2 separate regions of the Homo sapiens genome follow, and region 1 is linked to region 2. Evidence: chromatin contacts called from ENCODE Hi-C or POLR2A ChIA-PET data. All regions are on one chromosome and are shown on one strand. The core of a region is the stretch at or near the end of the contact, and the rest is flanking DNA. Distances in the headings are between cores, read along the strand shown.

Region 1 (5,539 bases), core at 349-2,848, 110 kb before region 2:
GCCTGCTATTTTCTCCATTTGGAAGAAATATCACCCTTCCAAGAGTCAATGTCCTGCTCATTCTTCAAGGCCTCCTCCATGCAACCCTCCCTGACACCCCCACCAGCTGTGCCCCTCCTCCACTGCACTCCTTCAGGCCCAGCCTTTGTTGACCCCTGGCCACAGTTTGGAGAGCAGTTTCGCCCCTTATTGGCTGTGTGATGGTGGGCAAGTCCCTTAGCCTCTCTGGGCCACGGCTTCTTCATCCTTCTCAAGGGTGCTGCAAGGACTGATTGGGACCACCTGCCGTGCAAAGCCCTGCACGTCGTAAGTGCTCGATACACAGCAGTTGCTGCAAGTCATCTCTAGCCCTTCTTCAGGTGGCTCAGCTGTGAGCCTGTCTGCAGATGCACACGAACAGACATCTCCCAAGATCTCTGCTTGCTGTCAGCTGTCCGCTGGCCACATCTGGTGACCTTGCTCAGGGATCTTCTGAGCCGCAGCCTGCCCTTCCTCAAGGTGAGCGTGCCCCGCTGGCAGCAATTGCTTCCCCCGTGGCCTGCCCTGCTCCCCATGGCTCCTCGGGGAGCATGTCTAAGGCACATTCTCCTCCAGAGCCCAGCAGGGCTGAACCACTGCAGGGACATTTTGAGGCAGGATGGAGCACCCCCACACCAGCACTGGAGCTGCAAAGTGCTTCCTAGAGCTGCCAGCCTGTGATCTTCAAGTGAACTTAATGGTGGAAGAAAAAAATCTTGACACTTGGTTGATGTTAAATGGACCTACATGCACTAAATCAGTCACACTCAACTTTCTCATGCCTAGTGTGCTCTCCCAGTGCCTCAGTCGTGCGTTCATTTGCAAAGATTTCCCACTTCAAGGACAGTACTTTCCAGATGGGACTGGAAGACAGACCCTGATAAGGCCTTATGCAGATGACTTGGCAGATTTTGGGCTAACCACACCTCAGGGCCAGAGTGTAGAGGGAGGGGGCCACTGCCTGGAAGAACTCAGCAGGGAGAGGAGCTCAACTCTGAGCGGGCTCCAGGAACAGAGCCAGGGAAAGGCAGGCATTCAACCCAAGTCCAGTCTGTATTGTCCTCAGCAGAGAAAATAGCCCATTCTCTGTGTCCTCTGTGACTACACCAAATGCAGACCGTGAGCCCAAATGAACATGGCACCAGAGAAGCACAAAGCCACATGCTTTTATTGTTATTCCTGTGTCTGCATCATTCATGCCACGCCATTGGGACCTGATGGAAGACACGGGATGTTCTGCCATCCGGCAGGGGACAGGTGCTTCAAAGCCTGTAAAATCCCAAACGTGACATTCTTTAAAGTCATGCCTCTAATGCCCTCAGTAATGCATTTTTACTCCCCAGGTGAACCCCATCAAAGGGGTATTAGTAGGAGACGTTTTCTTCCCACCCCTAGGGAGTCCGCAGTTGGTGCCTGCCATGACTGGGAACCAACCTGCATGGCCACTGGGCAGGGCCAGGCTGGGCCCCAGGCTGCTCTGCGGAAATTCACGCTGCAGGTCTCAGCCGCCCCTCCCTTTGACCCTCAGCCTGACCAGGGAAGGGCATCCGACCCACACACTCTCACTTCCTCTTTCCAAGAACAGAAATAAGGCACCAACTTAACACATTGTACTTGGAGAGAGTCTTGCACCCCTTTCAACTCCTGGACATCGTTCTTTCCTGAGTGCTTTTCTTCCCTCTTCTGCAGCACTCCCTTTCCTCTCCACACAGCATTCTGGTTCTGGCTTGCTCTCTCTGCTCTCTTCTCCCTTTGAGCTCTCGTACCCAGGATCCTAGAGCGTCCGTTCCTTCTGGGCTTTCTTTCTCCCCCCCATCTCTCATGTCTCCCTCCTCCTTTCCTCCTAAGTCCCAAGCCTAGAGTCCCCTCCACCTCTTTCCCAGGCCCTGCTCCCCTCTGTCTCAAACTCCTCCTTCTCCTCAATTCAGAAGAAAGCTGGCCAGAGAGATCTCCTGTCTCCTCCCCCTTCACTTCCCCTCCTCTCCCCGCAGGCACACAAAAGGGGACAGAGGCACCAGATGGCCCGGTGCTAAAAGAGGGGCTCAGGGAGGCTGCCGCCCACAGAGGCCCCTGCTGGGCCTTCAAGCTAGTCCAAGCTGCTGCCGGGCCCAGCCGCCCAGCTGGCAGAGGAGCAGGGCAGAGGACCAGCATCCCCAGTACGAGGCCAGCTCCCCCTGCCCGGCCTGCCCTGGGGCCAGCCTGGAGAGGGAGCACGCTTGCCAGCTGAAAAGCAGAGGGTGTCACCATGTGTCCAAGCCTCAAGCGCCAGGGGCAAGGGTCCGATGGCCCGTGGGGACACTGGGCTTCCTCAGGAAGAAGGAGAGGAGTGGCTGGCAGTCTGCTCTTTCTATGGAACAGGCTGTGCCAAGGAGGGGGCCTCAGCAATGGGTGAGCAGACCACAGGGGAGCCAACAATCCCCCAGTCCCCTCACAAAAAAGAAGATTTAATGACGCATTGGTTAATGTTAACAGCTACCATTCATTCAGTGGTTAGCTGGGCCAGGCATTATGCTAAGTCATTTCCTATAACATCCCTAATCCTTCAAGAGTTCTGCAGGGTAAACATTTTGATCCCTATTGTACAGACAAGAAAACTGAGGCTAAGAGAGGTTAAATGACTTCCCCAGGCATCATAGCTGGAAAGTCAGTTAACACAGTTTATTCCAGGGTTCAAGCGATCCTCCCACCTCAGCCCCACAAGTGATTAGGTCTATAGGCACGCACCACCCTGCCCATAGTGAGACAGGATCTTACTGTGTTGCCCAGGCTGAGCTCAAATGACCCCCCCAGCCCCACCACAACCACCACCTTGGCCTCTCAAAATGCTGGGATTACAGATATGAGTCACGGTGCCCGGCCTAGTTAATACAGTTTAAAGTTTCTTTTCCAGTTAAGATTCTGTAAGTCCTGCTAAGGTGGTGTTGCAAAAGCAGGCACCTAACAATGTCCCCACTAAGGCCTTCAATAAAGCCACAGGCAGGCCAGGCGCGGTGGCTCATGCCTGTAATCCCAGCACTTTGGGTGGCCAAGGCAGGCAAATCACATAAGTTCAGGAGTTTGAGACCAGCCTGGCCAACATGGTAAAACCCCGTCTCTACTAAAAATACAAAAAAATTAGCTGAGTGTGGTGGCACATGCCTGTAATCCCAGCTACGCAGGAGGCTAAGGAAGGAGAATTGCTTGATCCTGGGAGGCAGAGGTTGCAGTGAGCCAAGATTCCACCACTGCACTCCAGCCTAGGCGACAGAACAAGACTCCATCTCAAAAAAAAAAAAAAAAAAAAAAAAGCCACAGGCAGAAGCTTCCAATTCAGTTCTCCATTGCACATGCCTGTGTTGCTTTTTTAAACATCAAGCTCCCAAGTCCCCTCCTCTGGAGGTTCTGATGTACCCCAGCCTCTCCGGAGACACTTGTGCAGGAACAAGAGCTGTGAAGCAGGGCAGACTCGAGTTCCCAGTACCAGTCACGTGACATGGGAAAAGCTACTTCCAACCCTTGGAGCCTCAGTTTCCTACTATTAAAAAAAAAAATGGAGATAATAATGTTTGCTTTACCCATGTGTCATGAGGAGTCTAGGCTGCTTGGCACAGTGCCAGGTGCTCCATAGGTGCTCTGCTGACGTCAGCTCCCCTTTCCTGCCCTTCAGAAACCTGATGCTGCAGCATCCACACTTCAGAGAGCTAAAAAGAAAGGGGCATAGCCCATGGATACTACTCCAGTTAAGCTGACCTTTGGTTCTGGCCTTAATCTAAGTCCGTGCACCCTGCCCCAGGGTCAGGCAGCTCCCACAGGGCTGCAGGACAACAACAAGCCGGCGTAGGCTGGGGGATTTCCAGGGGCGGGACCTCTGCTTTCAGAACTTCCACGGAAAGGCCTCAAAACTGACCAGCTCCACCTGCAAAAGGTCACTATCCAGGCTGGCTGAGAGTCTCTGGAAACCTATCAGTCCATCAAACTGTTCCCCAGTCTTCCTTCCATCATCTGCCAGAGCCCGTATTTCCAGAGCCACCTCTACCAGCTGCCCCTCTGGATGCAACAGGCCCGCCCCCAGGTTCAAGCCCTCCTGCCTGGCCCAGCCGCCATGAGCCCCTCAGGCCATTCTCTCCTGCCAGCCCTAGGCATTTCCCAACCCTCACCTAAAACCCATGTCCCAATTTAAAAGGCAATGAGTGGCTTCCAAATACACCCTTACCTGTTTACTCAGAGTTGACTTTGAGTTACCTGGAAGATGCGCCCACTCCCAATAGCCTGGGTGACAATCTTTCCTTTCCACCTTTTTAACAGAGGACAAGTGAGTTCCAGGAAATGCCTGGAGTGCCTAGCTACCTCTCTGGAGTACACTCAAACCCACACTCATTCTCGCTAAGCAACTTGGCGGAGGCCCTGTTTCACAGGCACCATGCTGGGCACATCTGCCTTCCTCAGCTCCCCTTCTTGAGAAACTGGGAGGTAGGTGCCGGTATCTTTATTTTATACATGAGGGGACTGAAGCATTAGGCCATCTGTATAAGCTCCCACATCTGATGAGTGGTGAACTCAGGATTTAATCCCAGGACTTCTGGGTCCCAGACAAGAGCATTTTCTACTCCACTGTGTCTGCCTCTAAAATCTACCTCAGGCCAGGCGTGGTGGCTCATGCCTGTAATCCCAGCACTTTGGGAAGCCAAGGCAGGTGGATTACCAGCGATCAGGAGTTCAAGACCAGCCTGACCAACATGGCAAAACCCTGTCTTTACTAAAAATACAAAAATTAGGCCGCACAGTGGCTCACGCCTGTAATCCCAGCACTTTGGGAGGCCAAGGCAGGCGGATCACAAGGTCATGAGATCGAGACCATCCTGGCTAACATGGTGAAACCCCATCTTTACTAAAAAAAAAAAAAAATACAAAAAATTAGCCGGGCATGGTGGCAGGTGCCTGTAGTCCCAGCTACTCAGGAGGCTGAGGCAGGAGAATGGCATGAACCTAGGAGGCGGAGCTTGCAGTGAGCAGAGATCGCGCCACTGCACTCCAGCCTGGGCGACAGAGTGAGACTCCGTCTCAAAAAAAAAAAAAATACAAAAATTAGCCAGTGTGGTGGCGCCGCCTGTAATCCCAGCTACTCAGGAGGCTGAGAAAGGAGAATGGCTTGAACCCAGGAGGCAGAGGTTGCAGTGAGCAGAGATCGCGCCACTGTACTCCAGCTTGAGCAATAGAGTGAGACTCCATCTCAAAAAAATAAAATAAAATAAATCTACCTCAAATCTATTTCTCACCCTCTTTGTTGCCCCCATCCAAGGGGGCACCTTCCAAGCCACCACAGCCGAGGCCTGGGTGACTATAATGGCCTCCCAACTGGTCTCCCTGTTCTCACTCTTGGTCACAACCATCCATTTTCCACAACAGCCAGGATGGTCCTTCTCATGAAGTGATCATGTTGCTCCCCTGCTGCACAAAAAATAAAATCAAACTCCTCCCCATGGCATATAAGGCCTGTGTGATCTGTCCCTTCCCCCTCCCCGCTGTCCCTGATACCCCTTCC
Region 2 (5,570 bases), core at 1,996-4,495:
CTTGTGGGCAGTGGAGGCCAAGGTCTAGTTTGAGAGAGGGTAAAGGAGGGTGACACATTAAAGAAAGGAACACCTACACACACACACACACATACACACATTTTATATCTTGACACTCCACTATCTCCATTGTTGGTGCTTTTTCTAATCCCCTAATTATGGGAACCCAAGCCTCTGTCCTCTATCTTCTATTACTACTTATAAAACTCTGGCCTGTCATATGTGGTCCAATTAAGAAATTCATGGAACAGATAATAAGAGGCCGTGTCAGGCACTTAGGTGATAATAACATTAACATAGTATCCTGTCCCTCCAGGAGTTTACTGTTTGGTGGGGATAAATGACATGCTAACAGCTAATTTACATTCACCCTAAATCAAATCCTCCTCTTGTGTTCTCTTTCTTGATGGTTGGAACCAACACTACCCATTTACAACCCCAGAAGCCTTCCTCCCTCTTCTTTCATCAATTCCCCCATACCCTGAACCAATCAGTCACCAAGTATACTAACTTTGCCTCTAAAGTATGTCTCAAATGCATCACTCTTCTCCACCTTAGTTGTCACAAGCCCAGCTCAGGATACCCTCATCCCTCCTCTGGACCATAACCTCCTAGCCACTGAAGCATCTGTCTCAAATGCCAATCTGACCCTGTCAATTCCCTCAGTCCCCATGGGGAACTGTCCATAGGAAGCGTCCACTATTCTGAACATTACAAACAAGGGCCCTGATAATCTGACCCTGTCCACCTCCAGGCTTAGCTCCTGCTGCCCCCATCCTTTTCCTTCTACTCCAGCAACATGGCCCCCTTCTCCTGGCTGCTTCTAGTCACTGCTTAGGAACCCCCTGCCCCAGCCCCGAAAACACACAAATATACTGGTATCTTGTCGCTGTGTTTCTATGGCAACCTGTGCCCTTCTCTCACTGTGTGTCTCTCCCACCAGTCTGTCTCTCCCACCAGTCTGACAGTTCCTTGAAGGCAAGAACCAAGCCTTGTTCATGCCTGTGTCTCAGTGCTTAGCACACAGTAGGAGCACAACATGTGTCAGGCACTGTTTTAAGCACTTTTCACACATCACCTCATGACACTCTATAAGGAAGCTGTTATTACGGTGTCTATTTCACAGTTGAGGATAGTGAGAGATGAAGCGGCTTGCCTGAGATGCAACAGTCAGGAAGCAGCAGAACTCAAGCAATCAGACTCCAAGGATGGTCTTCAACACCATGCTCACCTACCCCTCAATTTACATGTGCTTGTTGAATGAATGAACGATGACACGTTTTCACCTCCCCAGCTAAGTAAATTAAACAGTTCTCTCCCAATAAACATTAGCAATCACTAGTATTGGACACTGCTTCCTTTCCCCACATCTGCCTTCCATCATTCGCTCCTCCAGGGATTTTGGCTTTCACCCCTCTCTTCTCTCCCCTCCTGAAACCCATTCAGCCCCTCATCATGTCTAGGTGTTTAGTCTTGTTTTCCTTTTGAAACATCTGTCAGATTCACTCCTTCTCTGTTCTCAATCGCTGTCATCCTGGTCTGGACCTCATCCCTTCAGGCCACATGACTTTAGCAGCGTCCTTACTGGTTTTCCTGACTTCAGTAACTTAGTCCTTTGGGATCTTGAGGTTTACACACATTTTTATTTAACCATCACAACAACCCATGAACTAGCTATTATTATTTATGTTTTATAGATGAGGAACTGAATGATAGAGCCAAGGTTTAAACGGGGTTTGTGTTGCTCCAAGGACTGTGCCAGCTCCAGACTGGTGACCTTGGGCAAGTCACTTAACCTCCGAGTCTCAGATTTCTCATTTATAAAATGGGCATGATAGCAGTAATTATCACATTGTAAGAGCAACTGAGATAACACTTAACATCCTGCCTGACACACACACACAGTAAGTGCTCAATGATTTTCAGCAATCAAAGTCCACAATCCCCATCCACAAATTTCATAGCATATCTAGCATATGAGTTGGTTAATGGTTCTGGGCAAAATGTTTTCTCGAATAGCTCTTGAACCACAGTGAGAGGAAGTTGTCATACCTGGCCCCTTCTTTATTCCTCGAAGGTGTGCTCTCCTGGGAAGCACCATATGCTGTATGAAAAATTACTTTACATGGTTATTTGCAGAATGTACAGCAACAGAAAGTACACCCCATCTGGTGGAAAGTGCACAGAATCTGCAGTTCTGCCCTGTCCAGGCTGTGTGACTACAGGAAGTCTTCAAGCCTCTCTGAACTTATTTTCTTATCTACAAAATGAGAAAAATGGATGGTGTGGTGGCTCACGCCCATAATCCCACCACTTTGGGAGGCAGAGGCAGGAGGATCATGTGAGCTCAGGTGTTCAAGGCCAGCCTAGGAAATATACTGAGAGCCCCATCTCTATAAAAAATTTAAAAATTAGCCGGGCGTGGTGGCGCTCACCTGTAGTCCCAGCTACTCGGGAGGCTGAGGCCGGAGGATCGCTTGAGCCCAGGAGGTCAAGGGTGCAGTGAGCTGTGATTGTGCCACTACACTCCAGCCAGGGTGACAGAGAGAGACCCTGCCCCCCAAAAAGGGGGAGGGGGGAATAATACTTTCCCCCAAAGGATACTGAGATGATGCATACACAACCTTTAGCACACTGTCCAACACAAAGCAAGACCTACTTAAAGGATCTGTGTAACATTATAATCAGATACTATGCTTCATTTTAAGTCGAGGACCAGATAGATTTATAAATTACATACTGTCAAAATTAAGTATTAAAAGTAGAGGAAAGGTAAGAGGATTTTGCAAATCAGGTACAACTACAGCTTATCCTGAAAAGCCGACTGCCTAGTTCTGAGGGAACAAGCCACTCCTCACCCTCAAGCTTGAGGAGAGGGCTGTAGAAGCCCGCCCACCTCCACCGCCCCGAGGGCTCCGCCTCCAGGGCCGAGGGACGCAGGCGTAAGCCCCGCCCACTGGGGGGGGGGGGAGAGAGAGAGAGAGAGAGAGAGAGAGAGAGAGAGAGAGAGGAGAGAGAGGAGAGAGAGGAGAGAGAGGAGAGAGAGGAGAGAGAGGAGAGAGAGGAGAGAGAGAGAGAGAGAGAGATATATGCCCTGGTCACGTGAGCGGGGTGCGGAAGTCGTGTTTCAGGCGGCGTTCGTGATTGGCCGCGGCCGAGGGTCCCGGGGGTGGGGTCAGGCCCTCCGACGCTTCGGGAGGAGCCGGGACTGGAGGCTGCCGAGGGGGCCGGCGCCCGAGTCCGGGATTCGGCCAGTGGTGCTGAGCGAGTGCTGGACCAGCGGCCGTCCTGTGCACCTGGCCTGTGCGCGTGCCCGCTGCTCGGCTTCACCCAGACTAAGGCGCGGGCAGCTGCGGGAACAGGCGGGGTGGGCGGAGGGAGACCGGGAGGCACGGGCGCCCTGTGCGCGGAGGAGGTGAAGGCGGCCGGGGCCGGGACGCCATGTCCATGGAGGACCCCTTCTTTGTGGTGAAAGGGTGAGTGTCGGCCGAGCGCTCCACCGGAGGAAGAGGTGGCGGTGCTGCCTGCCCGCACCTCCTAGGTCTTCTCGCAGTGGGGGGAGGGGAGGCAAGTTGGAGCTGGGGAGGGGGAACAGTGGAGACGGCTTAGTCTTGAGGGCCATGACCAAGCGTCAAGAGACGTTCCCTCCATCCCTACCTGGACCGTGAAGCCACTGTCCCCAGCCAAGCCCCTGGTGGTGGGGGGCCCTTTTTGGCCTGTGTGCTGCGGTACAATTTATTTGGGGGCCGAGGGGCTCAGCAGCTCTGCAGGTGGGGAAGGAGACACGCGGGTCCTGGCGCACACTGGCCGTCTAGTCGAGCATGGGATCTTGCTTCGAAGGAGCGAAAACAGCATCTGGGCAGGAAAAGGGAAATGGCCCTCCTGAGCTTTGTAGTTCGCGTTGACGGGGGTGAGCTCCATTGTCCATTGAGTTTGGAGCGCTTGTCCGCAGACTGGCGAGACCACAACAAGCCCAGAGGCGTCTGAGCACGTTTGCTGGGAGGGAGGCGGGGGCGGGGGCCGTTCTGGGAGGCTGGGGAGCAGGGCACCGGAAGACAATTCAATGGGGGAGTTTTTACTGAGTAATGTGAGGAGAGGAAAGCAGTCGTTCATACTCAGTGATGATTTGGAAGGAAAACAAAATGAAACAAGCCAAACCAAACTTTCCTCAGCTTTCTATTAGCAACCGGAATTTTCTCACAGTGCTAAAGGAAATGAGTGTTGCTTGTTAACTCCTTGATTTCATCCAGGTTGTTTGACAGGTTTCTCCTATTTCTTCTGCCTTTCAGAATAGAAAGGACTGCCTTCTGTTCCCTTACAAGCTATCCTAGCTCATCTTTGATTGCTCGATTGTTTCTTTGGAGATAGAGTCTTCAACTGCACTTTGTAATATCCACTTCGTAGCCATTAAACACATGCAAGAAGATCAATTCTGATGTAACTTTTAGTTTCTTATTAGAAACTTGTCAGTTTTCTGTTTTAAATGTCAAACATGAAAAATCTGAAAACTGCAAAGTTCCCAGGTCAGTACTGATCACCACAGAATGTCCCTTGCTTTTTACTAGTTGCTGCTAGCTTCCTATTTCTGTAGTGGTGCAAGCTGGCCGTTGTATAGTCAAGTGTTGTAGAAAATTTAAATGGTATTTTAGGTGAAATACTTTATCGATTATGCAGTAAAATACATTTATACTACTTCTTAATATTTCCCTGGAAAGTTTTTTTTCTTCACCTTACTCTAATTTAGATGGGAAAATGCTGAGTTGTAAATTTACTGGTAATATGTGTATCCCTACCTAGAAAATGTGATATTTATTAGAAGGATTGATTTAGGGGTTAATTTTTAAAATAGATGTTTTTTCCTTGATTGAAAGTTCTTAATGCTTAGGTTGGCAAAGGTTATCTCTGGCGGTAGAGATCAGAGATGATCAGAAATTTTTTGTTTGACTTTTTATGGAATTTGTCAAAAGCCTAAATTCTTCTGTCTTGGCATTTTTTTTTCTTGATGGTATCCTATACAGTCTACTAATGCTTGCTCACTGATTAAATATCACTACTTTATCGGAACATTGGCTTGGAGGGAGTTTTGATTGATTTTTACATCATTTTAGCTCCTATCTTTAAGGTTCTTGAAGGAAAAGAGATTCTCAGTTCCTTCTGCTGTGGAAAGGTAAAGTCACCCATGAAGGTGTATCCAGATTTTTGGGGAGTCATGTACCTGTGTTTATTAAAAGTATCAAAAATGCATTACACAGCATGCAAAAATTAAAGGTGCCTAAATTATGGCCCTTAGCCTAGGAGCTTCTGGTCTAATCTGAGAAACAAATTACCCCAAAATTAAATAGAAATGACAGGTGGCAAATGAATGAGTGTTGAAGTGAATGCTACAGATAAGTGCCTCAGGAGTTCAGAGAAAGGTAACTCCTTGGGAATTGTTAGGATTAGGAGAGCTTTTGGAGGCAGTAGTGTATCTTGAATTAGGTTTTGAAGATGGGCAGAATTTAGATAATCAGGCCTGTCTCTCTTACCTGGATGCTTATCAGAGTCTTTTTAATTGTTCTTCCTGCTTCTGG

What was found. A loop is a pair of places that touch in the nucleus more often than their neighbours do. ChIA-PET counts read pairs that join two places held with the same protein, here RNA polymerase II (POLR2A). Pooled maps may share reads with other maps.
Region 1: a map with no recorded cell type shows a loop between it and region 2 (4-fold over the local background). The contact joins the enhancer-like site here to the promoter of STX6 in region 2. A Hi-C loop is called at or near these places in 5 of 168 maps with a recorded cell type or tissue (HAP-1, K562, MCF 10A and 2 more), 15 of 37 single-sample maps with no recorded cell type and 10 of 50 pooled maps. POLR2A ChIA-PET finds 5 or more read pairs at or near these places in 20 of 52 experiments (A549, AG04450, B cell and 15 more).

Annotation. Positions count from the first base shown.
Region 1 is chr1:181,125,355-181,130,893 of GRCh38, reverse strand. No RefSeq gene overlaps it. Among named protein-coding and RNA genes, the nearest start is that of IER5, 39 kb to the right of the region's middle. RefSeq lists enhancers at 193-302, 553-632, 1,943-2,042. Within about 2 kb of position 1,598, at least 13 of the 41 ENCODE cell types and tissues checked have a DNase peak (open chromatin) inside an H3K27ac peak, as active enhancers do; they include B cell and GM12878, where a contact is called at or near this core.
Region 2 is chr1:181,020,545-181,026,114 of GRCh38, reverse strand. It overlaps STX6 (syntaxin 6), which reads left to right and starts at 3,245. Exons shown (of 8, transcript NM_005819.6): 1 at 3,245-3,476. The coding sequence starts at 3,442. RefSeq lists silencers at 2,964-3,063, 3,184-3,313 and an enhancer at 2,722-3,505.